Regions from separate parts of the Homo sapiens genome. Here regions 1, 2, 3, 4, 5 and 6 are each linked to region 7. A link is a contact called in ENCODE Hi-C or POLR2A ChIA-PET data. All regions are on one chromosome and are shown on one strand. Each heading gives the region's core, a stretch centred on a gene start or an enhancer-like site at or near the end of the contact. The rest is flanking DNA. Distances are from core to core; before and after follow the strand shown.

Evidence for each region. A loop is a pair of places that touch in the nucleus more often than their neighbours do. ChIA-PET counts read pairs that join two places held with the same protein, here RNA polymerase II (POLR2A). Pooled maps may share reads with other maps.
Region 1: a pooled map shows a loop between it and region 7 (8-fold over the local background). The contact joins the promoter of MRPS26 here to the promoter of STK35 in region 7. A Hi-C loop is called at or near these places in 2 of 37 single-sample maps with no recorded cell type and 11 of 50 pooled maps.
Region 2: a loop to region 7 is called in a map of CD4-positive, alpha-beta T cell, with 5 times the contacts of the local background. The contact joins the promoter of RAD21L1 here to the promoter of STK35 in region 7. A Hi-C loop is called at or near these places in 2 of 168 maps with a recorded cell type or tissue (CD4-positive, alpha-beta T cell and naive thymus-derived CD4-positive, alpha-beta T cell), 1 of 37 single-sample maps with no recorded cell type and 8 of 50 pooled maps.
Region 3: a loop to region 7 is called in a pooled map, with 2.4 times the contacts of the local background. The contact joins the promoter of OXT here to the promoter of STK35 in region 7. A Hi-C loop is called at or near these places in 1 of 50 pooled maps. POLR2A ChIA-PET finds 5 or more read pairs at or near these places in 2 of 52 experiments (AG04450 and activated B cell).
Region 4: a pooled map shows a loop between it and region 7 (26-fold over the local background). The contact joins the promoter of PCED1A here to the promoter of STK35 in region 7. A Hi-C loop is called at or near these places in 1 of 168 maps with a recorded cell type or tissue (CD8-positive, alpha-beta T cell), 1 of 37 single-sample maps with no recorded cell type and 9 of 50 pooled maps.
Region 5: a map of CD8-positive, alpha-beta T cell shows a loop between it and region 7 (22-fold over the local background). The contact joins the promoter of PSMF1 here to the promoter of STK35 in region 7. A Hi-C loop is called at or near these places in 5 of 168 maps with a recorded cell type or tissue (CD4-positive, alpha-beta T cell, CD8-positive, alpha-beta T cell, body of pancreas and 1 more), 8 of 37 single-sample maps with no recorded cell type and 19 of 50 pooled maps. POLR2A ChIA-PET finds 5 or more read pairs at or near these places in 1 of 52 experiments (AG04450).
Region 6: a pooled map shows a loop between it and region 7 (2.9-fold over the local background). The contact joins the promoter of EBF4 here to the promoter of STK35 in region 7. A Hi-C loop is called at or near these places in 2 of 50 pooled maps. POLR2A ChIA-PET finds 5 or more read pairs at or near these places in 2 of 52 experiments (T-cell and activated T-cell).

The regions. Positions count from the first base shown.
Region 1 is chr20:3,043,360-3,047,459 of GRCh38, reverse strand. MRPS26 (mitochondrial ribosomal protein S26) reads right to left here and starts at 1,408. Exons shown (of 4, transcript NM_030811.4): 1 at 1,180-1,408; 2 at 941-1,087; 3 at 723-846. The coding sequence starts at 1,391. GNRH2 (gonadotropin releasing hormone 2) reads right to left here and starts at 3,838. Exons shown (of 4, transcript NM_178331.2): 1 at 3,795-3,838; 2 at 2,892-3,052; 3 at 2,624-2,760; 4 at 1,713-1,774. The coding sequence starts at 3,045. The coding sequence ends at 1,724. RefSeq lists enhancers at 467-526, 1,867-1,926 and a silencer at 897-1,766.
Region 2 is chr20:1,224,764-1,228,444 of GRCh38, reverse strand. RAD21L1 (RAD21 cohesin complex component like 1) reads right to left here and starts at 2,401. Exons shown (of 14, transcript NM_001384355.1): 1 at 2,305-2,401; 2 at 1-23. RefSeq lists a silencer at 2,140-2,189.
Region 3 is chr20:3,069,110-3,073,240 of GRCh38, reverse strand. It overlaps OXT (oxytocin/neurophysin I prepropeptide), which reads right to left and starts at 1,621. Exons shown (of 3, transcript NM_000915.4): 1 at 1,466-1,621; 2 at 963-1,164; 3 at 724-878. The coding sequence starts at 1,585. The coding sequence ends at 823. It overlaps LOC101929098 (a long non-coding RNA gene), which reads left to right and starts at 942. Exons shown (of 2, transcript XR_430278.4): 1 at 942-1,044; 2 at 3,827-4,131. RefSeq lists an enhancer at 1-370 and a silencer at 846-955.
Region 4 is chr20:2,838,651-2,842,274 of GRCh38, reverse strand. It overlaps PCED1A (PC-esterase domain containing 1A), which reads left to right and starts at 1,620. Exons shown (of 8, transcript NM_022760.6): 1 at 1,620-2,064; 2 at 2,342-2,486; 3 at 3,004-3,083; 4 at 3,193-3,431; 5 at 3,529-3,624. The coding sequence starts at 2,363. VPS16 (VPS16 core subunit of CORVET and HOPS complexes) reads right to left here and starts at 1,530. Exons shown (of 24, transcript NM_022575.4): 1 at 1,448-1,530. The coding sequence starts at 1,500. RefSeq lists enhancers at 722-1,253, 1,787-2,318.
Region 5 is chr20:1,116,918-1,120,481 of GRCh38, reverse strand. It overlaps PSMF1 (proteasome inhibitor subunit 1), which reads right to left and starts at 1,880. Exons shown (of 7, transcript NM_006814.5): 1 at 1,580-1,880. The coding sequence starts at 1,708. It overlaps LOC105372493 (a long non-coding RNA gene), which reads left to right and starts at 2,034. Exons shown (of 2, transcript NR_136535.1): 1 at 2,034-2,098; 2 at 2,494-2,630. RefSeq lists enhancers at 1,608-1,737, 1,778-1,967, 1,978-2,027, 2,038-2,087, 1,487-2,129.
Region 6 is chr20:2,690,390-2,694,295 of GRCh38, reverse strand. EBF4 (EBF family member 4) reads right to left here and starts at 1,516. Exons shown (of 17, transcript NM_001395167.1): 1 at 514-1,516. The coding sequence starts at 650. It overlaps LOC105372507 (a long non-coding RNA gene), which reads left to right and starts at 1,676. Exons shown (of 3, transcript XR_937210.3): 1 at 1,676-2,230; 2 at 2,832-2,956. RefSeq lists an enhancer at 1-345.
Region 7 is chr20:2,099,831-2,103,356 of GRCh38, reverse strand. It overlaps STK35 (serine/threonine kinase 35), which reads right to left and starts at 1,530. Exons shown (of 4, transcript NM_080836.4): 1 at 1,182-1,530; 2 at 1-589. The coding sequence starts at 1,475. RefSeq lists silencers at 115-164, 185-714, 1,005-1,054, 1,065-1,354, 1,455-1,644 and an enhancer at 1-769.

The sequences.
Region 1 (4,100 bases), core at 159-2,658, 940 kb before region 7:
AGTGGTCCCCTCTGAATCACTCTAACTCATCCTTCCCCCCATTACTTTATTTATTTATTTATTTATTTATTTTGAGACGGAGTCTCACTGTCGCCCAGGATGGAGTGCAGTGGCGCCATCTCGGCTCACTGCAACCTCTGCCTCCTGGGTTCAAGCGATTCTCATGCCTCAGCCTCCCGAGTAGCTGCGATTACTGGCGCACACCACGCCCGGCTAATTTTTGTATTTTTAGGAGAGACGGGGCTTGGCCAGGCTGGACTCGAACTCCCGACCTCAAGTGATACGCCCGCTTCGGCCTCCCATAGTACTGGGATTACAGGCGTGAACCACCGCTCCCAGCCACCCTTCTATACTTTAAATCAAGCCTCATCCATTCTCACTGCATTACTCCTAAGTGGTCTCCCTGCTTTTAAGTCGCACACCTGCTAATCCTAGCCTGAAATACTTAACCCTTCATGGCTTCATCACCTGTTATGCAAAATACAACCTCTTTGTGGAACGCAGGGTCCCTCCCACAGACCTGCTAGGTACCTGAACACTGTCCAATTACTCCGCTCACCTCCGGGTCTTTGCGCCTGACTGGCACTCTCCTCTCCAAATCCGGACCTGCCAACTGTAAGTCTCTGCACATAGCCAGCGCCCGCGTCGCGGTGCCCAGAATTCCCAGTGCCCCGCAAGCCGCGTCCCCGGCTGGAGTCCCACCCTCCGGAGACGTTGCCCACCTGCAGCTGCAGCACTTCCCGCTCCTTGCGCTGCGCCCAGGCCTGCACCTCTTCGGCCTTGCGGGCCTGCTCCAACGCCTGCCGCTGCTCCTGCTCCCGCTCCTCCTGCCGCAGCCTCGCTATCCTGTGAGGGTCAAAGGGCCGAGGCTGAGCGGGGCCCGGGCTTCTCCCAGGCCGGCCAGGCCGCGCCGCCCCGCCCCGCCTCCCGCCCCACGCACCGCAGCTCGTGCAGCCGCCGGTTCTCCGCCTGGTTCCAGGCCATCAGCTCGCGGTGCTCGGCGGCGTCCTTCAGGGCCTTGCGCTCCGCCAGAACCCCGGCTCGGGCCTCGTGCACCTTCCTCTGCACCTCGGACACGAACTCCATCCTGGGTGCAGACGCGCCAGGAATCAGCACCCTCTCCGCCCACTCCCACCGTCACCAGCGCGCGCGGGCGGCCACCTCCCCCCGGCCGCACACCTGAGGGCGCGCACGGTCTGGCGGTAGTGCTGGTAACGCTCCATCAGCACGAAGAACTCCGCAGGGTCCACCGCGGGCGGCATGTTCACTCGCTCGATCTTGGATTTGGCCAGCGGGTCGTGGCGGGTCTTGCGGCCGCGCGCTGGCAGCACCAGAGGGGCCCGGGGCCTGCACGGGGTCCCCGCGCCCAGGCGGCTCAGCGCGCGTAGCATGGCCGAGTCTCCTCACTGCGGCCGCGGTGCCGGGACGCCACCGTGCCCCGGAAGCGGCGCGGGGAACCTTGGGACCTGTAGTCCTCGGGCTGTCCCTCACGCCCCGCCCGGCCGTGTGGCCTCTGGAACCGAAGCGGCGACCCTGCGGACGTCCGCATCCCGCCCCCAGGCTCTGGCCCGGCCTTCCCGCCAGGGCCCGGGGCCATCCCTTAGTTACTCCCGCCCGCGGGGCCGGACCCGCGTCCCTCCAGCCCCCACGCAGGGAAGGGTCTCAGCGGGGAAGACAGGGAGGGGACGAAGGACAGAACTCGACGCAACAGCTTCGGAGAACCTCACACTTTATTGGAGGATGGCGGGGCGGGGCGGGGCTCTCGGGCTGCGGTCTGCGGAGGGAGAGGTGGCGGTCATGTCTCAGGACACTGGTCTCGTAACCGCCGAGCTGCCATCTTCCTGGTTCTCTCCCCTCTCGTCCCCCCCAGTCCCCATGTGGCCTCCCACAGCAGGACGCCCCCCGCCTCCCGTAGAAGCCTGAGGATCCAGCTAGTGTGGGGATCTCCAGCTCCCTTGGGCATGCCCTCTTGTCCACCCTAAACAAGCCTGACGCATAGAAACCTCAGCACATACACACAAATCAGGCGGTAAGACATTGCCTCATAGGAACTAACCACTTTCTTCTTTAGTTACCGGGCTCTCCTGATGCACTGTAAATGTTTGATTTGCAAAACAGTAGCAAACCATTTCCCCACGCCTGTCTTCTGCTATGGTCTTGGGGAGCTCTGCAGTCCCTGAGATGTTCCTAGTGCACATGTCAGTCACCACCTGGTCCTCTTGGCCCTGTTGTCTGTTTGAGTGAGGTTGCATCCCTCACCTCTTTCCACTGGCCTGGGGTCTGTCCACCTCAAGACAGTCATTGGCTTGTCAGGATGCCTGTGGGATCCCATGGCCACCACTGTCTTATAGAACAATTATCTCCTTCTAGTCTACTAGTGACTTTGGTCTTTAACCCAAGTGCTTTGTAAATTGTCTAGAATCCTCCTGGGAAATAGGAAGGATAGCAGACAGCACCCTGCTGTGTGCAGTAGGGGCACTGAGAAATGGCTGGGGGTGCTGTGGCAGGGGGCATCTCAGTGGTGTTTCATTCTCCCCACCCTCCCAGCACCCAACCCTAAGCCACAATGGCCTCTGATGACCAGTGGCTGGTCTTGATGCTGGGGACCTCTCACCCTACTCACCAGCAGTGTCCGTGCCAGGTGTCGCTTCCTGTGAAGGGACCACTGGGCCGTGGTCCTGCCCTCCCAGGGCATGCTGTCGTCCAGGGGAGCCAGGGCATCACTTGGGAGGCCATGGGCAGTCTGGACTGGGCTGCCTGCTGCAGTGTCCAGGGCCCTTCCTTAGAAGGGAACTGATGCTGTCCTCCCTACCCCGACCTCAGGCTCCAGGAGGGTGGGGGAGCCCCCGGCCATCACTTTCTTCCTCCCCATGAGGCTGGGAGACACCCACCTGGGGGCCTAAGGGCATTCTGGGGATCCTGGGCTGAGCTGAGGGCTCGCTTTCCTCCAGGGTACCAGCCATGGGACCAGTGCTGAGCCTCTGAGGGTCCAAGGTGGGCAGTCAGCAGCAGCAGGAGCAGGAGGCCTCGCCTGGAGCTGGCCATGGCTGCTCTAATGGACAGGGTACAGCATTCAAGGAGACTTACCTCACCCCCACATCCCCCTACTTCCTCCAGGGCCACTTTGGAAAACTGGCATCTCAGGGGCAGCTTTGGTATCTCCTTATGCCCTTCCCTCTCTGCCACCGCTCCTCATCCCAAGCATACAGGGGTCCAGATCCTGGGGGATCCTGGCCCAGCAGGGGATGATGCTCCAGGGGACGAGCCTTCTCCCTGAGCCTGGGGCACAGAGGCTACCTGCCTTGCCAGCTCTGAGGGCCCTCCCACTTGTCCAGGTCCATCCATCTTTCCTTCAAGGAGTTTCCAGAAGTGGAAGAAAGTTGGAGGGGAACAGAGACCTGAATTCAGGCCAATGGATGGGAGGATAGATGGATGGTCAGGGGAGTTCTCAATGTAGGCGTGTTTGGAGCACCAGTGCTAGGGAACCAGAGTTGCAGGCCTTCTGCCCTTTTCTCCGTGGCCTGCTGTATCTCTTCCATAGTAGTTGGGGATGTGGAATGGATGAGTGGTATTGATGGGGGCAAGTGCTTCTACCCCTTATCCCTCCCATGCCAGGGGCAACAAGCACAAGAATAGATGGTAGAGCTGTTGGGGAGAGGAGAGGAAAAGGGGACTTCTCTGGCATGGTTCAGGGGTGGAGGCACCTGGGAATGGGGAAGAGGAGCAGCACACCATACGCCCAGGATGAAACTTGGTCCAGGTGTCCTAGCCCTTAGGGAAGGCTCCCCACTCACCAAGGAAGAGCTGTGGATGAGATGGCTCCTTCAGGCAGCTGCAGGACCCTAGCCTGATGGCCCCAGGATTTATAGACCAGGCAGCTCCACCCCCAGACTCCAGTGACGTCTTCAGAGGGGAAGAGAGAAGCTCACCACCCAACCCGCTTCCCAGAGCATCCAGTCCATGAACATTCACCAGGCAGCTGCTGCCCTGAGGCCACCGACACATGCTCCCTCCCCACCACCTTCCCAGGAGCCTTCAGGCCCAGGACTCTTGCTTTAGGCTGGCCTATGTCCTGGTCTCACCTTCCCACTTCCCAGGCT
Region 2 (3,681 bases), core at 1,152-3,651, 880 kb after region 7:
GTTCCTTACTTGTATTTAACAAACTAGAGAGAACACGAAAAGAAATTTAAAATTTTATTACAAAAACTTTTTATTGCTATAAGAAAAATATGTATTAATTCTACAAAATAACATTCAGATTATGTTCTAATTCAATTATTCAATACAATTTATTCTCTTGTAAATAAGAGAAACTTATTTAGAATATAAAATTATAACCTAATGACAAAGCTCTAGTAAATTGTGAACTACACCTCTACACCGGGCTTAAATGCATCCTGATTAATGATTTCTTCATACATGTCACTTATTTTATCCAAAAAAGGATTTGAGTTCTCTTCTTACTAACATGGTCAAATAAAGGAGGAAGGCTGAAAATATAAGATATGGAAATAAGAAACAAGAATAGGAAAAGGTAGACAAAACCAAGAAAAGCTAATACAGGGCACCTCTTTTCTAAAACTTAATAATTTAAGAAGGATTGGATTATTGATTTATACGCAGGTGTTGAATTTCATTGCCCTCTTCAAGATACTCTGGTTTATTCAACAATATTTTAATTTTTGAAGTTAAAATCACGGGACTCCAAAAAGTGGAGTGGAGTGGAGTTTCCATTCCATAAAGTGGAAAAATGAAGAAAACAAGAAACTATAAGAAAATAATTAGAAGGCAAGGGAAGAAACACGAATCAAATTTAAATGTTTTGAAATAAGAACGATAAAAGAAAACCTTCACTTAAAACAAAGAGAAGGAATTAATGCACATTTTTACAAACTGTACTATTCTTGGTAACACCATAGGGCTCTATCACTAAGCTAAAGATGAGAAGGGATGTTATAGCACTTTGGTTGACTTCTAGGGAAGAATCAAATTATTGCTTACATATAAGTAATCTTACACTGCCACTATGGAAGCTTCTTTTTGCTTCTTTTCTACTTAAGATACTGATAAAAGAGAAAACTGAGCCAAGACGAACACAAAGTCGGCGAAAGAATTAAAAACTTAGGTAAACTTCCATCAGTGTCTATTTGTACCGCAAGAATTCAATCATTATGCCCCAACTAAAGGTGACGCAATCCGCCAAACCATGTTCCCCTACGGGGCAGCTGGAGATTTTAATGCATATGGCTTGTACCTTGCGCTGGTTCCACTACTTTCCTTTTTAGTCTGTGTGTTTCGCTCTCTCGGAATAAATTCCTATTTATCTTTTTAAATGGCTCCCAGTGGTGTGAGGTACTTTTAAAATGTACTTTTTGGCCTGGCGCAGTGGCTCACGCCTGTAATCCCAGCACTGTGGGAGGCTGAGGCGGGCGGATCACTTTGATGCCAGGAACTGGAGACCAGCCTGGCCAACATGGTGAAACCCCGTCTCTACTAAAAGTACAAAAAGTAGCCAGGCACGGTGGCGGGCGTCTGTAATCCCAGCTACTTGGGAGGCTGAGGCAGGAGAATCGCTCGAACCCGGGAGACGGAGGCTGCAATGAGCCGCGATCGCCCTACTGCACTCCAGCCTGGGCGACAGAGGGCGACTCCGTCTCAAAAAAATCAAATGTACTTTTTAAGTGATGGACTTCTTAAAAGAGAAAACAAACAAAGAAAAAACCCAAACCCTGAGATTTGCTATTCCTGAGACATTGATTTTCCCGAGCACATATTACCTAACCTTTTTCCCCTCCCCACAAAATACGCACACAAACTCCCCCCGCACCCTCCCGCCCCACGTCCCGGAGGCTTTTTCAGTCTCCAGATTGAACTGACTTCGTGCAACGTGAAGCCACCGGGATGGGGCCACTCCGTGGAAACCGGCCCGCAAAGGGCAGGGTGGCGGCGGTGGCGGGGAGGGAGCGAAGGGAGGGAGGAAGGGGTCGGAAGGGGACCGGGCGGGGACCCTGGGAGAGGGGCGTGGGGAGAGAGGGCTGAGCCGGGCAGGGCGAGACCCTTCCGGGCGTGAGGGAGGGGAAAGCAAAGTGCAGGGGCTGGGAAGAGCTGACGGCCACGCTCAGGGGCAGGGGGACGCCAAAGGCTCCTCCACAGACGACTCCTCAGAGTTCCGGGCCGGGTGCTCACAGAGGGAAACTGAGGCCACAGCGCCCATTTTCTTCCGCGTGCGGGCGAGGAGACCCCGGGTCGCGCCTCCAGCCCCAGCTGGGCTGCGGGCGACGACCTTTCTTCCTCAGGCGGGACCCTCCGGGCTTGGCGCCGCGAGCTAACACGGCGTGAGGCGCCGGCGCCGGGTGCGTGTGGGAATGTGGGTGGCGGCGGCCCCCATCTCCCAGCCCGCCTACAGCACTCGGGGTCCGGCCGGCCTCTCAGGCTGCGCCCTACTTTCAAAGCCTCGTCTGAGGTGTGGCGTGCCAGAGCAGGGGCTGCGAGGAGTCGCCAAGTCAGCTTGGCCGGGTTCTTGGCGCCGCTGGGCGTCTGCAATGCGCGGCAGGCGCGGGGCGGGGAGGGGCGGGGCGTGGAGAAGGCGGGGCAGTGGGCGAGGGCGGGGCGTGCAGGGGACGGGGCGGAGCAGTGGGCGAGGGGCGGGGCGTGCAGGGGACGGGGCGGGGCAGTGGGCGAGGGCGGGGCGTGCAGGGGACGGGGCGGGGCGTGCAGGAGACGGGGCGGGGCAGTGGGCGATGGACGGGACTGACAGGGGATGGGGCGGGGCAGTGGGCGAGGGGCGGGGCGTGCAGGGGATGGAGAGGGACGGGCAGGACATGGGGAGGGGCGTGGAGGGGTATGGACGGGCGGGGCGGGGCAGTGGCTGAGGGACCGGGGGCAGGGGGCGGGGAAGGGCGGGCCAGCGACCGAGGGACTGGGCGCGGCGGCGGCGGCGGCGGCTGGGGGTACGGACAGAGTAGGGCAGTGCGCTAGAGTGGAGAGGACCGGGACTGAGAGGGACGAGGGCGCAGGGCGTTGGTGGGGACAGTGGACGGGGCAGGAGGGATAGAGTCAGACAGTGAGCAAGGCGCACCGGTCCTAGTGCGCAGTCTCCGGCTTTGTCCTGGCGCTCGGACCTGAGACACCTGAGCAGGGGCATGACAGGGATGGGGCCTGGGCCCCATAGTCCTGTTGTGAAAGGTGATCTTTCTGGCTGATCTCTGAACATCCCTATGATGCAGTCCAGTCTCTTCTCTTCCACTTATAGCTGGAGGTCACTGGAGAAATTCTTTAATCCCTTGAACCTCAGATTTTCTCATCTGTAAAGTGAAAATAATAAAAGTACTCGCGCCGTAGGATATTGTAAGAAATAAATAAAATGAACCATGAAAAGAGCCAAGCAATAATAAGTGCTCTACAAATATTAGCTATTATTATTATTGTTATTATTAAAAAGATTATTCACATTGACCTGCCCTTTGGGGACAGCAAATATTTTCCAGCCTGGAATATCACAGTTCTCAGTAGTCAAGGCCAAGTGCTAGAACCTGAGAAAAATCCTGCAAGAGCATCAGGATGCAAGGCTGGTTTCCTCTCTTGAGTTTGATAGTAAATACTAATAAATCTTGGAGCGGCAATGGCATCCAATATAAGGTTATTGATAAGGTTCAGGCTCCTGGCTGGGCATTTTCATGGGTTGTCTCATTGACTCTTCAAACAATCTCACAAAAGTAGTTACTGGTTTTCCCCTTTTGAATAAGGAAAGGGCTGGAGAAAAAATAGCAACCTGTCTAGGGTCACGTGGTTGGGAATTGTAGAGACAGGATTCAAATTGAA
Region 3 (4,131 bases), core at 372-2,871, 970 kb before region 7:
AGATAGAGGTTAAGAGCTTCTCTTTGTTCATGTCATTTCTGTGGCCCTGGGCTCTCAAGATCCCCTGTCCGCTTGTGGGGTCCCCAGCCCTGACATGTTTTATTGCACAGGCAGGAGTAGAGCTGCTGGGTCAGACCCAGCCCTGGGGACACCAGGGACGGTCATGCTGGCATTCAAGCCCAGTCCCGGCAGCTTGGGCTCCTCTTCTGAGCGTGCCAGTGGCCTCCTGGGGGCCAGCTCCTTGGAAACATGTTGGCCCTTCAGCTGCTCCCCAGGGCCCCCTCCCCCCAGGCCCGCTCCGCTCCCTCAACTTCTAAGTGTGGCTCAAACCTCCTTTCAGGGGTCAGGAAGCCATTCAGTGTGCACTGCCCGCTTCCTGTGGTCATCCCGCTCAGACCCTTGTCTGTATTTGCTCCCTCATCCTCGTCTTTTTGAATTTTGAAAGATCCCCTGAGGTGCAGCCTGCTGTAGGCCTCAGCCCAGGCTGGGAGCGGGAAGCTGGGGCTGTTTCCACGTCCTCAGAGCCTTTGTGCCCCTCCCTCTTCCAGCCCCTCCAGGGTGGTGGCAGCCAGAACAGCACCCGCTCTGTCCCCTCGGGTAGCCGGGACACGTCTTCCTGGGCCAGCTCTGAGCGCAACAAGCCACAGGTCCAACGCGCGCGATCTTCCAGTCCCACAATGCCCCCTCCCCGTCCCATTTCTGGCACTTAGACACGAGTCAAGGTAGAGGAGAAAAACCTGCTTTATTTTATTTTCACCATTTCTGGGGTGGCTATGGGGGAAGCGAGTGGCGCGCTTCGAGGGTGTTCGGAGCCATCAAGTTTCAGCGCTGGGAGAAGGTGGCTTCCGCGTCGCAGGCAGGGTCGGCGTGGCAGCCGTCTGGAGGAAGAGGTGGAGTCAGGGGAATCCCGGCCGCACCCCCGCCCGCCTCCCCCTGGCCCCGGAGCGCCTTGCCCCGCTCACCCGGGCTGCAGCAGAGGCCCAAGACCGCGCAGCGGCCCCCGCTCCCGCACGCCTTCTGGCCGGACTGGCAGGGCGACGGCAGGTAGTTCTCCTCCTGGCAGCGCAGCGCTTCGGCGGTGCCCACGAAGCAGCCCAGCTCTTCCGCGCAGCAGATATTGGGCCCGAAGCAGCGGCCTTTGCCCCCGGGGCCGCAGGGGAGGCACTGCGGGGACGGGCGGGGTGAGCGGGAGCCGGGGCGGCGCTGGGGACTCGCTCGGAGGACCCTGCGAGGCCGGCCGGGGTGCGCCGGGCAAGGATGCTGGGGTCCGGGGTTCGGAGTTCGGGCGGGACAGCGGGGCTGAGACGCGCTGGGGCGCCGTGGGGGCCTCGACCGCGGTCAAGGGCGGGGCGTCAAAATCCGCTCAGCTCCTGGAGTTCTCAGGCGAGGCCGGAGCGGGGCGCGCCCCTGTGGCTGCGGGTCCCTCCCTCCCCGGAGCGCCGCGGGACCAGGGCTGGGGACTCACCTTGCGCACGTCGAGGTCCGGCGCGGCCCTCTTGCCTCCCAGGGGGCAGTTCTGGATGTAGCAGGCGGAGGTCAGCGCCAGGAGGCCGAGCAGACAGCAAGCGAGGCTGGGGCCGGCCATGGTGCGGGTGCGCTGGGTCCAGGGTCCGTGACTGGTGGCGGTCTCTCCGGCCTGGCCTTTTTATGCCTGGGCATTGCGTCGGTGGAGCTCTGTTTAAGAGGTTGGTAGTATGATTGGTCACAGAGGGTCGCCGTGGGTCAGGCCGAGTGCGTACGGGCTTTCCTCTTCATTAGCAGGGCCTGGGCCGGGGTCAAGGTCACCGCGTTGGCTAATGGTCTGGGCACAGAAGGTGAGGTGCCTTGCGGAAGGGAGCAGGCCGGGGTGGCCTGGGCCACTAGGGTGGGACAGGGAGAATTTGGGGTGGGGTGTGGCCCAGCCGAAGACTTTATCCAGCCTCCCAGTACCTCGAGGAGGGGGGCTGGGGCAGGGAAGGTGGACGCTGGGACCCCTCCAGGTGGGAGGAGGCTCTGGCAGGATCCGCCCACCCTCTTGGCCCACCACGCATGTGGATCATTGTCCCCTCTTTTAGGAACATTTCCTCTTCCTAAACCCAAATTTCCAGAAAACCTCTTCACCCTCACCACACAGCAACACCCACTTCCCTGCACCTGAAACTTGGATAGGAAGAGATCACATCTGTCTCTAATCTGTAACTGATATTCCACCTTTCCTTTCACTATAAATTAGGCAACAAACCACAGCAGAATTAGCAATACCTGTGGCTTTGTCACAAATCAAAATAGAAGATAACTTCCTATCACAGCTGTCACAAATGCCTCTATATACTGTTTAGATTCATTATATCTTCAAAATTATCACAGTTATTGGGCCACGACCAGATCTTGCTATCTAATGGTTAAAGAAGCACGTTTATGACACCATCAAAATGTGTTTTGGCTGGGCGCTGTGGCTCACGCCTGCAATCCCAATACTTTGGGAGTCTGAGGTGGGCAGATCACTTGAGACCAGAAGTTCAAGACCAGCCTAGGCAACATAGCGAGAACCCCCAACTCTACAAAAAATACAAAAATTAGCTGGGCGTGTTGGTGTGCTCCTGTAGTCTCAGCTGCTTGGGAGGCTGAGGCAGGAGTACCGCTTAAGCCTGGGAATTCAAGACTGCAGTGAGCTGTGATCGTACCACTGCACTCCAGCCAGAGTGACAGAGCGAGAGCGAGACCCTGTCTCAAAAAAAAAAAAAGTGTTTTAACATTTTGATATCTGAATATAAATATATATATTTTTTTCTTGAGACGGAGTCTCGCTCTGTCGCCCAGGCTGGAGTGCAATGGCGGGCGCCATCTTGGCTCACTGCAACCTCCACCTCCTGGTTTCAAGCGATTCTCCTGTCTCAGCCTCCCAAGTAGCTTGGATTACAGACATGCACCACCACGCCTGGCTAATTTGTGTATTTTCAGTAAAGACGGGGGTTTCACCATGTTGACCAGGCTGGTCTCGAACTCCTGACCTCAGGTGATCCACCCGCCTCAGCCTCCCAAAGTGCTAGGATTACAGGCTTGAGCTGCTGTGCCTGGCCCTGTAATTGGTTTCTTTTGTAATTCTATTTCTCTCATTTTCGACATTAAAATTTTTTTTGGCTGGGCGTGGTGGTTGACCAACCTGGCCAACATGGTGAAACCCCATCTCTACTAAAAATATAAAAATACAAAAATTAGCTGGGCGTGAGGTAGGCACCTGTAATCACAGCTATTCAGGAGGCTGAGGCAGGAGAATCAGTTGAACCCAGGAGGCGGAGGTTGCAGTGAGCCAAGATCATGCCACTGCACTCCAGCCTAGGTGATAGAGCGAGACTCCGTCTCAAAAAAATAAAAATTTTTTTTTTTGCATTTTTAATATATCTCAAAAGGAAAATAATTAAAAGAAAAGATGGATTACCCCAGTGGGAGAGGTATTGGTAGATATCATGAACAAGAAAGGAAAGGCGCTGCTCAACTCTCCCTTTGTGAAAGCACCTGCCACCCAGCTGCTGGGAGTGCCCTCTGCAGGTGGCCCTCAGGGGTAGCTCCTCGAGAGCCTGCTTCAGCTGCAGAGAGCTGCCTGGCTCAGGGTCACACCCTTCCCAGGTGGCCCGCATCCAATGACTGGTCCATTTTGGCCCAAATGCAGGATAACTCTGAAGGAGCATTTTGGCTCCAGAGCTCCCTATGGGGTCAGCTGTGGTCTGCATAGCAGTTCTCCCTCTGCTCACTCCTATTTTTGACCCCTCCCTCCCAAAGGTGTGGGTCCCCAGGGCCTTCTGTAATAAAAACCCCCTTTGTGAAACCATCTCCGTCTGCTCTCTAGGGAACCCAACCTGTAGGGAACCCAACCTGAGGCAGAATGGAAGAAATGAGAAGCACTGTGAGAGACCAGCCTCACTGGTGGGCCAGTCCCCGACCCCTGGGAGAAGAGAACGGGACAGCTCCAGACTCTCCTGCCCTCTTGTTGAGGAAGGTGAAGAGGCTGATGGGGCCAAGCAGGTCACAGAGCTCATCTGACCCTAGTCACTGGCATGAGTCACTGGCATGAGCTGTCCAGCACCCAGGAGCCGGTCAGGCTGACCTGCATTACAAATCAGCAGCCAGTCCTCTCTCACCCAGATTAGCTTA
Region 4 (3,624 bases), core at 371-2,870, 740 kb before region 7:
GTGGTTATTCACAGGTTCTAACATCGGTCCCTACACCCTCAAACTTCTGGGCTCCAGTGATCCTCCTAACTCAGCCTCTCCAGTACCTGGGACTATAGGAACATGCCACAAAGCTCGGCCCAGTAAAATATTTTTAAAAAACTTTAATGGGCAATTATTACATAGCAAGCACTGTTCTAAATATGCACTGGTGATAAAGAGAAGCAAGAAACATGCTTTTGGCCGGGCTCAGTGGTTCACGCCTGTAATCCCAGTACTTTGGGAGGCCAAGGTGGATAGATTGCTTAAGGTCAGAAGTTCAAGACCAGCCTGGCCACCATGGTGAAACCTCACCTCTAGCAAAAAATACAAAAATTAGCCGGGCGTGGTGACAGGGGCCTGCAGTCTCAGCCACTCGGGAGGCTGAGGCAGGAGAATCCCTTGAACCCGGGAGGCGGAGGTTGCAGTGAGCCGAGTGCCCCTGCACTCCAGCCTGGGCAACAGAGGAAGACTCTGTCAAAAAAAAAAAAAATGCTTTCAGCCCTGAAGGAGCCTGGTTTAGCAGAAGAAACCTATACAAATGTCGCCTAAATATACAAATAGACCATACCTAAAAGACCCTAGCACTGGGCCCAGTGAGGCCCACAGGATTCTATTGGGGGAGAATCAGGCACAGTTCCAGAAAGAACCCTTGAACTACTAAGTCCTGAAGGATGCGCAAAATTCTTCAGTGAGATAAAGAGAGAAATGGCAGTATCCACAGAAACTGCAGACTGGTTAGGGCCTTGTAATTCTGCGCAGCTGGAACGCAAGATTTGGGTAGGAGAGCGGTAGATGAGGTTGGAGAGACAAACGGGCTGCCTTACAGATAGACGTTCCACGAGAAGTTCGTAGTTTTTCCTATTAGGGAAGCTATGGGAAAATCCTAATCTGGGTAACGATGTAACGGGTTTACACTTTAGAAAAATCCGTGGTTTAGGACTCTACAACTCCCATGGGCGGGCTGCCCTAACCCAGGGGTTCCCACTTCCGCTGTTCCGGGATTCACGGACGACTCGCCCCCTTTTCCCAGCCTTGGTCAGCACTGTTACCCCGCCCGCCGTGCGATCCCGCCCCCCTCGGAGCGCCCCTGTGGTCTGACTTCAGCAGCACTTTCCGGCAGGAGACTGGGCACTCGCTGTCACCCGCGAGCTGCCTCCCTCAGCGAGATCTGAGCATCTTTCCGGAGGCTAACAGACCTGGGCTTCGGGGTGACCACTGTGCTTGCCTCAGTTTCCTTTTCTGGAGCAGGGGAAGGCCCGGCTCCCTGCCCAAAGGCGGCTGTGCGCTAAGTGGCAGACGCTCGGGGAGAGCCGGCGCGGGGCGGACCCCAGCGCCAGTAGTGACAGGGGCGAACGCCGCCGGGAGACTCCAGCCGGCGGGCGAGCAGGGTAAGCCAGGCCGTGGGCGGGAGGGCGGGGCAGCTCACCGGTAAAAGGCAGAGTCCCCGAGTGGGTTCCAGTTCGCCGTGTAGCAGTCCATGGCTGGTGCAGACGGCAGCTGGGAAGCACCGAGGGGACACCCACCTAGAGCGGGCTCCAGGCCGGCACTTCCGCTTCCGCCCGTCCGGGTCACGTGGCGAGGCCGCCGCCGCGGCCATCACCACTGTGGGCAGCCTCACTTGGCTGCCGCCCCGAGACCCCAGCCCGTACCTGGGCTTCGCGCCCGCCAAGTGGGCCCAGCCCTGGCTCCTGCGCCCTGTGGCGGCCACCTCCATCGCCTTGCTTTCCCTTCGGGCACTGGGGGTCGCTCAGGGCGGGACATGGGTGAACGGAAGTGGAAGCTGTGAGCGTCGCAGCCCGAGGCGCCGAGGCCTGAGGCGCCGTCGGGGCCACAGCGACGCTCGCATGGAGAGCGCTGGGCGCTGGGCTGTGCACCGACGGCTAACCTGGACCCACGGTCTCTGCGGGGCGGGAGCTTTGCAGAACCGACTGGCCGACTGGGGCGCGGGAACATGAGGCTTGGCTAGGAGCCCGCTGCGGGCCAGGCGCGCGGTGCGCAGGCATACCCGGGTCGCGGGTGAACACCGCGGAGCCCCGGGACTTGGTAATTGGCGCGAGCGGGTGCGCGCATGCGCGGGACGGCGGCGGGCACGTGGCGAGGCGCAGGGCGGCGCCGCGCGGGAAGCTCCCCAGTGCCCTGGAGGCCTGCTGGCTGGACGACCCCCTGCCTCTGGTACCAAGTGTGACCAAGGCTGGCGCCACCATGGCTCTGCTGCCGTCACCTCCTCCCTTTAGCATTGAGCAGCCCCGGAGGGGCTAGCCCTGAGGCTGACCTGCCCAGAGTCCCCACCATCGCGCTGCTTAGTGGCCTCTCCCTGCAGCCTGTCGTTGCTGGTGGCGGCATGGTCTTCTGTCTGTCGAGCGAGGAGCCGCGCCGCCCGCTGCGAAGCGACATGGTCCACTTCCAGGCCTCGGAAGTCCAGCAGCTGCTACACAACAAGTTCGTGGTCATCTTGGGGGACTCCAGTGAGTGCCTCTTCTAGGGTGACGCTTCCAGTCCCACACCTTGCAGCCCGTTCAGTGTGTCTGGACCATTTGTTTCCATCTCACATCTCTTGTCTGTCTTCTGGTCTGTTCCGTCCAGTAGGTTTTCTCTTTTTATGTCCCACACATCTTCCACAGGAGTCCTGACAGGTGTAATAACCTGTGCACTTTTTAGCCCATCCTTGCTCAGCATTTCTCGCCCTGACAGCTCCCCATAATTTCCATCACGAAAGCGTTGCATTGTGTAGTGTGTCTCCTGGGTGACTTGGCCGACTTAATTTCTGCCAGGTGATCTTGGGTCACTGTATACTGCTGGCCAGGAGGCACACAGAACAGAGGCAATGCCAGGACTTTTTAACCTCATCTTTTCTCCTGCGTCTAAGTCAACCACAGAGCTGGTGTCGGGCACCTCAGCCCTGGGAAAATGGGGTCCTGGACTTGGAAGGAGCTGGGGCAGGCTGAGGTCTGCCTCAGCCTTGGGATCTCTGTCTCCTCCCAGTTCAGAGGGCTGTGTACAAGGACCTGGTGCTCTTGCTCCAGAAAGACTCACTGCTCACAGCTGCCCAGCTGAAAGCCAAGGTGAGGGAAGCTTGGTGGCCATGTCAGTGGTGGGTGGGCACAGACCCTGGCCTGGCAGGGTTCTCCTCCCTGGCATGGGTCTGACCAGTAGGGTGGGGGGGGTGGGTAGGGGGAGCTGAGCTTTGAACAGGACCAGCTGGTGGCTGGGGGCCAGCTGGGCGAGCTGCACAACGGGACACAGTATCGTGAGGTCCGCCAGTTCTGCTCGGGCTCTGGCCACCACCTTGTGCGCTTCTACTTCCTCACTCGTGTTTACTCCGAGTACCTTGAGGATGTTCTGGAAGAGCTGACATATGGACCTGCCCCGGACCTGGTGATCATCAACTCCTGCCTCTGGGATCTCTCCAGGTTGGGGCGAGGGAAAGGGGAATACTGGTTGGGGCTGGAAGTACGGCTGAGGCAGTCCACCCTTGTGCTCTTGCCCACCCTGTGTGTTATCCAACAGATATGGTCGCTGCTCAATGGAGAGCTACCGGGAGAACCTGGAGCGGGTGTTTGTGCGCATGGACCAAGTATTGCCAGACTCCTGCCTGCTGGTGTG
Region 5 (3,564 bases), core at 631-3,130, 980 kb after region 7:
ACCTGGTCCCAAGGTCTGAAATGCTGGAAGACATTTGGAAGGTATGTGGAATGAAGAGCAGCACAAAGAGAAAGGTCAGGGACAGATGTGTTTGGGAAGGTGAAATGATTCCTGCTTCCAGGTATGTGTGTGTGAAAGGCTAGCTGTTCTTTTCCATCCTCATATCTAGTCTTAGAGCCCATTTGAGAGATGAAGTATGTGTGAGTTTGGAGGTGGGAATGGGGATCCTGAGTGTGTACCTGGGGTCCCAGTGAGATAATTGAGGTCTGGGGAAAAAAAGAGCCAGAAATCCCTGACGGTTCTTGTGTTCTGATTCCTGCTGGAGGGGGTAAAGTGTGAGAGGGGTATGGTGGTCTTGGTCTTTAGTTCTAAGAGACAGAGAGGAATAGGGACAGCAGTGAGGGGTGGGGGAAAGGGGATACTTGTCTAAGTGCTCAGAATGTACAAAGCAAGTTTGAAGAGAGGTCCCTAAAGCTATGTCAGGAGGGGAGAATTAAGACTCTATTTGAGAAGCTAAAAAAAATGATTAGAGGAGTTGAGAACTGAAGCAGTCAAAAAGGAGAGGAAGGGTGAAATCTCATGGCAAGATGCAATAGGTGGGGTGGTCTGTTTCCCATGGCTAGTCTTGGTTCTGAGAGTGAGAGAACAGTGACAGTGAGGGGCAGGCATGGAGGCAGGCCCACTTCTCCCAGGAAGCAGATGTCTAGGATGATGTGGATGTTGGGGATGAGGGTCACAGGGAAGAGACAGGAAAGAAAGAAGAATGCCAGAGCAAAGAATTAGTGAGGTGGGTTGGGTCCAGCAGTCCTAGAACTCTGTGGGGATGACAACGACGTCCCTAGCTGTAAGAGGTGGAGCCTGGGGATGGGAGAAGAGGGGCTGGCCCTATGGGGACAACTATGAGGAGAAAATCTTATATGACCCTCACACCCAGGGTGTATGTGTGTACGACTCTGGGGGTGATTGCTTCCTAGAGCTTGAGTTGGGGATGGCAGTAGCGAGTGGACTATGCTGGGCCCTTCAGTAAAGGGTGAAAGGCGTGTGAACTCTCTGGGCCCATGCTAACGGGTGAAAAAAGGGCCCTGGCCTGGGGCTGAGTAGGTCAAAGCTCACTCCTGTACCTGTGCTTGGATCCAGATGTTTGGTGGAGGCTCTACTGTGGTATGAGGGCGGAACTGAGTCAGTCCCCTCACCCCGAGGCTGGGTGGTAAGGAGTTCAGACGGGATCAGGTGGGTGAGAAGTGCTCTGGGGAGCTAAACTCCTGTCTAGATTCTTTGCCATTCTATGGAATGCTAGATCCACACAGTCCTGGCCTGAGAGGCTGCCAGGCTGTGTTGAAGCGAGTGTCCGCCCTTGAGTTTACAAATCATGTTGTGCCAGCTGTGCCGTGAGGGACTCTGGGCTGGGATGGGGCAGGTGAGCAACCTCCGACCCGCAGGTTTTACCAACGCTGCCATCTGCCCCAGACCCTGCACTGGGAGAAGCGGGGAAATCGGGCGCTCTGGACCAGGCCTCCGGTACTCTGAGTTTGGGCAGAAGACAGTTCCCTCCTCCACCCTGGCCGGCTCCGTGGCGTACCTGGTCACCGACACCCAAGCCGAAGTAACCGTGTGTCACCACTTCCCAATGCAAGAAGCAGACGAGCGCGTCCTGCCTGCAGGTGATGGCCGGCGCTGCCGATGCGAACAGTACCTCCAGGCCCGCCATGAGCGCCCGCGACTTCGGCGTCTGGAGGAAAGAAGGGGGCGGGGGTAGTGCAGTGAGCCGGCTCCGCGGCCGGGGTAGCTATAACTCTGCTTCCCTCTTGCGCTGGTTCTTGCCGAGTCCACACCTGAGACCAAAATGGAGACGCCCGGGGACGGGGCGGGGCGGGGAAGCCGGAAGTAGTCCCAACAGCGGGCGCAACTGCGTGAGGCGCGCCGGGTTGGCAACGCGAGCGCAGCACTGAAAGGTTCCGCCAGGGAGTGCGAGCGGGGCGTGGCCCCTCAAAGCCGGAAGCCGGGTCTTGGCGGCAGTCGACAGGATCGCCTGACGCGGGCACAGCGTCCTCCAAGAGGCCACCTTGCTGAGAGGCAGACTTCCCATCCACAAAATGGGGTATGCTAGGCCGGGGAAGGGGCTGGGAAATGTGGCTAAAATACATTCTTAATAATCGTTAACACGTTCGCCGTGCTTGCTACCGTCCACATTATTCTAAACGCTTTACTTGTATTCATTTATTTAATCTTCACAACCCAACTCTATGCAGTTGATATTAACGATTAATGTGCCTCATTGCACAGATGAGGAAACTGAGGCGCAGAGGGATAATTTGACCAAGATGACAACAGCCAGCCGGTGAACGGCTGAAATGGTTATGGGAACCTGGCAGTCTGGCTTCTAAGATAACATTTATTAAGTGTTTATTGTGTGCTACATCGTGCGCTAAAACCTTTACATCACCCTCTCAACAACTCTATGAAGTATGGACCGTTATTATCCCCATTTTGCAGATGACAAAACGGCTCAGAGTTGAAACCACTTCTCCAAGGAGACACAACTGCTGCCCGCAGAGCTGAAGCTCCTGACCCACTATCAAATTTCAATCATTTATTTGCCTACCCCCTTTATGATTTTTACCACCCGTTACTTCAACAAGTTTCATGAAATCCACTTATTGTTTTTACCCAAATAAATTTAGTTTCCCCATCCCAGTCACTAACCTGGTTCAAGCTCCTGTCATCTTTCACTTGGATGCCTGGCATCAGCCTCAGAACTGCCCCATTCCATTCCTGTCTCTCTCTAGTCTGTACTGCACTCCGCAACCAGAGAGATTCTGTTAGAAAACAAGTCAGATCGGCCAGGTGTGGCGGCTCATGCCTGTAATCCCAGCACTTTGTGAGGCCGAGGCAGGCGGATCACTTGAGGTCAGGAGTTTGAGACCAGCCTGGCCAACATGGTGAAACCCTGTCTCTACTAAAAATACAAAAATTAGCTGGGTGTGGTGGCGCACGCCTTTAGTCCCAGGTACTCGGGAGGCTGAGGCATGAGAATCAATCGAACCCGGGAGGTGGAGGTGGAGGTTGCAGTGAGCCAAGATCGCACCATTGCACTTCAGCCTGGGCAACAGAGCGATCTTCTGTCTCAAAAAAGAAAAAAAAAAAAAAAGAAAAGTCAGATCACATCCGTTGGCTCAAAATCGTCACACTCAATGGAAAAGTAAAGTCCTCCCCATGGTCTGCAGGAATCTGCATGTGGTCTGCCATCTCCTGCCCCAGCCCTGCCAGCCCTGTACCTCTCTGATTCAGTCTCCTTCAACTGTCCTCTCATCCCCTTTATACGTGCAATAACCTTGGCTCCCCCTCTTCTCTCACATCTACATCTGGTCCAACAGCAAAGCTAGTTGACTCCACTCTCAAAATATATTATGAATCTGACCACTTCCCATCACCTTCACTGCTTCCACTCTGGTCTGATCCTCCAGCATCTCACACTTAGACTATTGCAGTAGCTTCCCAGCCAGTTTCCCTGTTTCATGTGTTCTGTTTGGGCCTTTGCGTTCCTCTTCCTGGAATGCTCTTTTC
Region 6 (3,906 bases), core at 267-2,766, 590 kb before region 7:
TTCGCCACCGTCCAGCCCCCAGCCGCTTCTCTGGCTCTGCACACCCCCATCCGCCAACTCTGAGGGGCGTGGGAAAGGAAAAAGGGGGCTGGGTTTCGTGCCTTTCCTGACAGAGAGCTGCGGAATTGGACAAGGAGAGTCACTGGGACTGCCCAGGAAGGAGGGGCTGGACGTTCCTAGACGGCCGGTGGCTGTGGGTCATGGCTGGGAGCTCTGCCTCTTCTCTCAGAGCCATAGACAGCCCGGCTGGGGTGGCGTTCACCGCCGCACCCGCGAGCGGCCGTCAGAAATCTACCGGGGCAGCCCGGAGTGGAGGCAGAAGCCCCGCCCCAGCCCGCCCCACAGCCTCAGGAGGCAGCACAGGCACTCCGGACGGGGTGGGCCGGGGAGCTCGCCGGGACCGTCCAGAGTTAGGGCTCCTTCCGCCCCTGGCTCCAGCAGCTCCAGCAAGCTGAGCTGAGGCGGCGCGCAGCCGTCCAACCCGAGCGCACCGGGTCCGGTCCGAGCGCTTACCTCTGCGCCGCGGTGCTGGCGTCCAGGATGCCCGCGCCCTGCATCCAGGAGCGCACTGAGCCCAGGCCGGCGGGCAGCAGCGGCTCCTCCTTCAGGTTCAGCCCGCTGCGGGGCAGAGCGTCCTGCGCAGGGAACATGAGGGCGCGCGGTGAGTGAGCGCCCCCGCCGCCCCGGATCCGGTCCCGCTGAGGCTGCGGGCGTCTAGCTCAGCCCGACCCGACGGCACCAGGCGCCTCCAGCAGCGCAGCGCCGAGTCCGGGTGGCTCAGTGCGCGCTCGCCTCTTGGGCGCTCCCTCGGAGAAAGCGGGTCCGCGGGCGCCGGCGCTGTCCCCTCCCCTCCTGGGGCGCTGGGCGGGGAGATGGAGGGATTCCCCCGCGGCCTGAGCGCTGGCGGGCGGACTGCGAGCGGGGCGGGGAGGGCGGGGAGCGGAGCCCGCACCCGGTCCGCGCGGAGGCGCCCCAGAGGCGCGCTCTGGCGGCTGCCCGGGGCCGCGGTCGTCGGAGGGGGGGCCCGAGCGCCCCGGGAGCTGCCTCGGGCAAGGCGGGGGCGCGGGGCCGCCCGCCCTTTCCCCCTCGCCGCCCCCACCTCCCGCCCGCCCGCCCGCCCGCGGCGCCAGCGCGGGGCGCTGATTACCATCCGGGAGGCGGAGGCTGCGGGCGCGGAGCTCGGCGGCGGCGGCGACAGTGGCGGCAGCGGCGGCAGGAGCAGCAGCAGCCGCGCGTCCCGGGGAAAGGCTGGGGCCGCGCCGGGCCAGCAGACGCCGCCGCCGCCAGCGCCAGCGCCCCGCGTGCCCCGGCGTCCCGGCCCTGCCGTAGCCCCGGGCGGCAGCACCTGGAGCAGCAGCAGCAGCAGCCCGGCCGACTCCCCCCGGGGCCCGGTTCCCGCGCCGCCCCGCCGCGGCCGCCGCCGCCCGCCGCTCCCCGGGGCCTGGCCTCGGGCCCGGGCCATCCCGCCGCCGCCGCCGCCGCCGCCGCCGCTCCCGGGGGAGCGGTAGCCGAAGGGAGGGAGCGCAGGCGGGAGGAGGGATGTCGGGAGCGGGCGGGCCCAGGGGACGGGGGCCCGGGGGAGGCGGGGGCGGGGCGGCGCGGCCGGCCGAGGGGCGGCCGGGGACGTGACATCATCGGGGGAGGAGCGGCCGGGCCCGGGCCGCGGCGGCGGGGCGGACCCTGGCGAGTCGGTCGCCTGGGCTGGGGGCTGCGGCCTGGTCGAGGCCGCGGGAGGGAACGGAAGAGCCCGGCGGGGGCCACGGAAACCCGCGCAGGGAGGATCCGGGGCCGCGCGGCGAGGGAGCCCGGCCCGAGCGGGAGGTGCGCGCCCCGCTGCGCTCGGGAACCTCCGCGGCCTCCCCGTCGCCGCCGGACGAAGCCCCGGCGTCTTCGCGGCCTCATCTCCCTCCCCCGGCACCCGCCGTACTCTCCGCGCCCGACGCCTTGTGCCTGGACTTGCTGCTCATTTTGACGCCTCCGAGCTTTCGCTCTTGACGTCTTTCTCCCGCGTGACTGTACTCCCGCATTTCCCCGGCGACCCTGACCTCACTTTCACCCCAGCTAAGGACTGAAACGTCCCTGCCGTAGGCTGCGGCCCCAGACAAGCTGGGCGAGGTCCCTGCATCCAACCATCCCGATTCCTGATGCTGGGTTACCTAAGCCTAAAGCATTTTCAGTTTCCATCTGTGCCTTTCAGGAACCTCCTGATTTCTGATTGCGAGTTGGACAGGTAGGCTCAGAGCCCAGCTCACCTCCTGTTTCTCCCCAGCCGCGTCCCGTCTCAGATCCCATTCCTTTTTTTTTATTAGTTCCTGGCACAGAAGTCGTCTGGCCCTTGACCGTGGGGCAGAGACATTTCTGCCCCTCTCCCCACGTTGTCCTGGCCAGGCTTCGAGCAAGCCCAGACTGAGTCCAGCACTTTCCTGCAGAACAGCATGGGGGCCACCTGCCCTGCCTGCCATGTTCACGCTCAGACACCCCTGCAATAACACCTTCCTGCTCCAACTCACTCCCATCCTCTTCTGGGGGGCCTCCAAGTGTGAGTTAGCGTTCTGTCACACATTGGCCCAGATGAGGCGTCCTGGGGGCACTGCTGGTTCTCCTGCCATCACAGAGGCCCTCTCACCTCCTTTCCTGGTCTCTTTACCACCCCTTCTCTCTATGCCTCTCCCCATCACCCACAGGGGGCTGCCATTCCCACCAGGACTCCTTCAGGTCTCAGCTTTTACCCTAGGTGGGATTATCAAACATGGGTTTCTCCTTAAGACAATTCTTAAGCCAGTCTCTTTCTCCATCTCCTGATCTGCCTCTCTAAATCTTGCTTCTCACAGTGTGGTCCCCGGACCAGCAGCATTGACATCACCTGGGAGCTGGTGAGGAATCCAGACTCTTAGGCCCTGCCGGGACCTGCTGAATCGGAACCTGCAATTTACCAAGACCTGTACACACATTACATGTGAGAAGCCCCCCCAGAGCTGTTCCACACTTGCTCCACTCCTCTCCCCAACATTCAGACCCACCTCTGGCTCTCTCATTTCCAGCAGACACCCTTCCTCTTACCCAGTGGAGAGGACTCAGGGAATCTTGGCAGAACCCTGCTGGCACCATCAGCGGCGTATGCTCCTCCTCGTTTCTGTCTTTTCACCCGTTCTCTTCTCTCGGTCTTCCACTGTGGAGATGGATGTGGAACCTTTTTGCTTAGTCCTGTCTTCTGCCTTTCCTGAGATTACCCCACCGATCTCCTGTTTGTGTCTCAATATGTTCTTTTCTCTGCTCAGATCTCCCCATTCTTAAAAGAACTGTCCCCTCCTCCTCGCCTCCTTCTTCAATTTCTGCCCCTCCTGTGTCTGAGACCGTTCACAGGAACGCTCTGCCAAGGATGCCTGACTGGCCCCCAGCAAGCCACTCCTGGGGCCCTTGTGTGCTGGCTCCCTTCCAGCCCTGCCTTCCTGCTTCTGCTCTCAGACTCCGTGGTCTCTCTTGGGCTTCAGGGCCTGGGACCTCCTGGCAGCAGTGGGCTACCCCACCCCCCAACCCCACACACACGGGAAACCACCCTGGTGACCAGATATATATATATATATATATATACACATATATATATGCATGTGTATGTATTTACACACACCTGGGAAATATATATATCTGGTGTATATATATTTACACACACCTGGGAAACTGCCCTGATGACCAGAGCACACTGTCTTTCTCCTCTGCCCTCTGAGCACCTCAAGCTGCTGTGCCTGGCGCTCTTCTTCTGTTCTCCCCTCACAGAATTCACGTTCCTCCACAGTCTCAGAGAACATCTTTGAGGAAATGGTCTCCCCATATGGGACTCTCACTTCTGTCAGTCCTGAACATCAGTGGGTGAGGACAGGGCTGGGCTTGGCCCTCAGAGAGGAGAGG
Region 7 (3,526 bases), core at 281-2,780:
AGGTCTCCACCAGGCGCAGGTAAAGCTGCGAGCTCTTGTTGCCGTGACTCATGCGCTGGGCTAACCCATTGCGCTGCAGGACGCACTCCTCAAACTGCACGACGTTCTGGTGGCGCCGCTTGAGGCTGGTGAGGGCCCAGAATTCAGCCAGCGCCAGCTCCACGTTCTCGGGGGCGTCGCAGCGGATCTTCTTGACCGCCACCCGGGCCCCGCTGCGCCCGGCCACTGCCTCATAAACCACGCCGTAGCTGCCGCGCCCGATCTCCGCCAACAGGCTGTAACGCGGCCGCGCGGACCCGCCACCGCCCTCAGGCCGTCGCCGCGCCAGGAAGGCCTCGCCCGGGGCCTCGGCCGCCACCGGATCCATGGCCCGGGCCGCCGCCGCCGGCCTCAGCTTCGTGCTGGGCGCCCGCGGCACTGGGCTTCGCCTTTTCCGCTCCGGGCTTTGTGTACCTCTGCGGGCGCCGTCCTTCCCCGTTTCCATGGCTGCGGGCGGCGGGGGGAGCAGCAACGGCGCTGCCCGGGCCCCCCCTGCCTCATCCCTCCGTCCGGCCCTGGGACGCGGAGGAGCCGGACCTTGGATTGTGACCTGCGGGCGAAAGAATCGGTTAAACGGCCAGGCCAAGGCGGGGAGGCCAGGAGCGTAGGCCGCGGGGCGTCCCACCTCCTCCTCCCCCGGCCGCCGCGGCCCCTTTAAGACGGAAGCCACCGCCGCTGATTGAACGGGGGAGGGGAGGGGAAAGCGGGAAAGACCGAACCACTGGGCAGCAGCTCAGAGGGGGAACCGGAAAGAAAAGCACAAACTCTCCGCTCTCTCTGTTAGCTTGTCATGTAGCGATAGGAAAAAGAAGAGCCAGCAAGCTTCACGCCTTCTGAAAACCGCTTAGAGACGCGATTTGGCCGGCGGAAATATTTTTCTTTGCTTGGCCCCCTCTGTGACGCTCCTCCCCGCGCCCCGCCTTGTGTTCGCCCGGGTGTAAACAGTCCATTGAATTAAGCCCTAGCGGAGCCCAGCGGACCGACCCAAGTCCCCGAGGGCGACGGGTAGAAGGGATTGGCTGAAAAGTTCGGCTTCTCGGAGTGCGACTGGCCGAGGACCCGATTTCCCTTCCCAAGCGCGGAGGCAGTGGCAGTAACTCCAGCCTCGGCGCTGGCCTTCAGTCCTCCAACGGCGCCCTTACCTGGCCCGCGCACCTCCACTTCCGGGCGGCCCGTTTCCCCCCTGGAGCCCCTGCCTGGGGATGGTCCGCTCCGGGCCCGGGCTGCCTCCGGGACCGAGCAGCGCGGGAGGTGGCGGCCCGAGCCCGGCGTGTAGCGGATCCTTCTGCTGCCGCGGCGCTCGCTGGGGAAGCCTGGGCTCCTAGGCTCCCGTGGCTTTCCACGTGTTCGCGCCAGCTGAGCCCTTTACATAACCTCTTTACATAAGCTGCACCTCCCGCCGGCGCCCGGGCCAGCGGAGACTCCTGGTGGCCCATCCCCCGGGACGCCAGCCGAGTGAGCCCTGCACCGCCCGGTCCTGCAAAGGTCGACGGAGCAGCCGCAGCCGAGCGCACCGGCACGCCTTGCCGGGACCCAATCACTGGCGAGAACACCCAGCCAACAAAAAATAGGCGCGAAATTCCCGTGATCCGCGGCGGGCTCCGGGTCTCCGCAGCGGCCCGCGCATCACTATCCCTTCTCGCCTGATCTGCGTGAAGACCAACCGTCCGCAGTAGGCGCCTAATAAATACTGACTGGGTGATTGTCTTGGTCGTTTGATTCATAGCTCTGTCCTGGGAACCTCAGGGACTGGGTTGGAATCCCGACCTTCCCTTCTACCAGCCCAGTGATCTTGTGCAAATCATTGACCCACCCTGAGCATCCGTTTATCTAATGATCCTCTGCAAAATGGATAGAATGGGCTTTAATTCCCAGGAATGATAGACCCAAATGAAATACCTAGATGGAGGCTAATTGGGTGTGGGGCTGTTAGTACCCAAAGCTCCCATTTAGGCACAGATTTTTGAATATTTTGTTCTGTATTTTGTATTCCAGTGTAGGCCTAGTGGGTGCCCAGTGTTTGTTAACTGAATCTACAGATGTTTATTGAACACCCGTAATGTGCTAGGCACCATTCCAAGTCGCTGGGGAAAGAGCAATAGACAAGGCAGTTTCTGCCTTGGTTGAGGTTCTGTGCCACTGCAGGAGACAAACCACATGGGTGGCCTTGGGCAAGTTAGTCAACCTTCTTGTGTATTTGTTCCTTACCTGTAAGAAGATCCACAGAGGTTATACAGGTAAAGCACTTAGGACAGCCTTGCACACAATGTTAAGTATTATTAAATAAATGCACAGGATAATTTTTGCCAGTGGTAAGTGTGATGGAGAAAAAGAATGAGCTAAAGAGTGCTCACTGGATACAGGCCATTTCTTATAATGTATTTGGTCGCTGAAAACCTCTTAACTTTTTTGTGATTAAATTTCAAATTTACACATAAATTTCAAGAATCGTAAAGATCATATACTTTTCCACTAGAATAACAAATTGTTATATTTTGCTGCATATCCATATCCTCTCGTGTATGTGTATATATACACACAAATACATATTGTGTGTGGATATCTATATGGTATATACCCCAAAAGAAAGGAAATCAGTATACGGTATATAGATATTCACACACACACATATATAATGTATATATTCTTTTTTACTACATCATTTTAGAGTTTCCAACATCAAACTCCTTTATCCTAAATATATGTGTGTGTTTCCTTAAAAAAAAGACATTATCTGGCATAATCTCAGTACAGTGGTCAAAAATCAGGAATTTTAACAATGATACAATTGTTTTATTTAATACACTCCATCCATATTTAAATTTTGCTAATGGTCCCAATAATGTCCTTTATAGCTATTCCCCAGGATCCAATTCAGGATCAGACGTTGCACTGAGTTGTCATGCCTCTTTAGTTTCTTTTAATCTGGAAGGGCAGTTAGTTATCCAGCCTTTCTTTGTCTTTCATGACCTTGACATTTTTGAAGAATACTGGCGAGTTATATTGTAGAATGTCCCTAAATTTTTATTCATCTGTGTTTTCTTATTAGTTTCAGAGTATCCATTTTTCTCTCCTCCCCCACCCCCCACCAACCCATCCCTTGCTATTCTGAGAGGGTATGCATTTTTTGGCAGGACTACTGCTGAAAAAAGTTGCCTCCTCAGGGCCTTTCATCAGGAGGCACATGGCATTGTGTTTGTCCCAGTATTCGTGGTGTTAACTTCCATCATTTGGTTGAGGTGGTGTAGGAGTAGTTACACTCTACCATAAAGTTACGATTTTTCCTTCTGTAACTATTAAGTATTCTGTGGGAAGATATTTTGAGACTATTTAAATATCCTCTTCTTTAGACTCTTACCCACTGGTTTCAGAATTCATGGTGATTCTTGCTTGAAACAATTATTACAGTTGCAAAATGGTGATCAGAAGGTCTTTTTAACCATAACCTTTTTTCTATTTCTGTGAAGAATGTCATTGGTATTTTGAT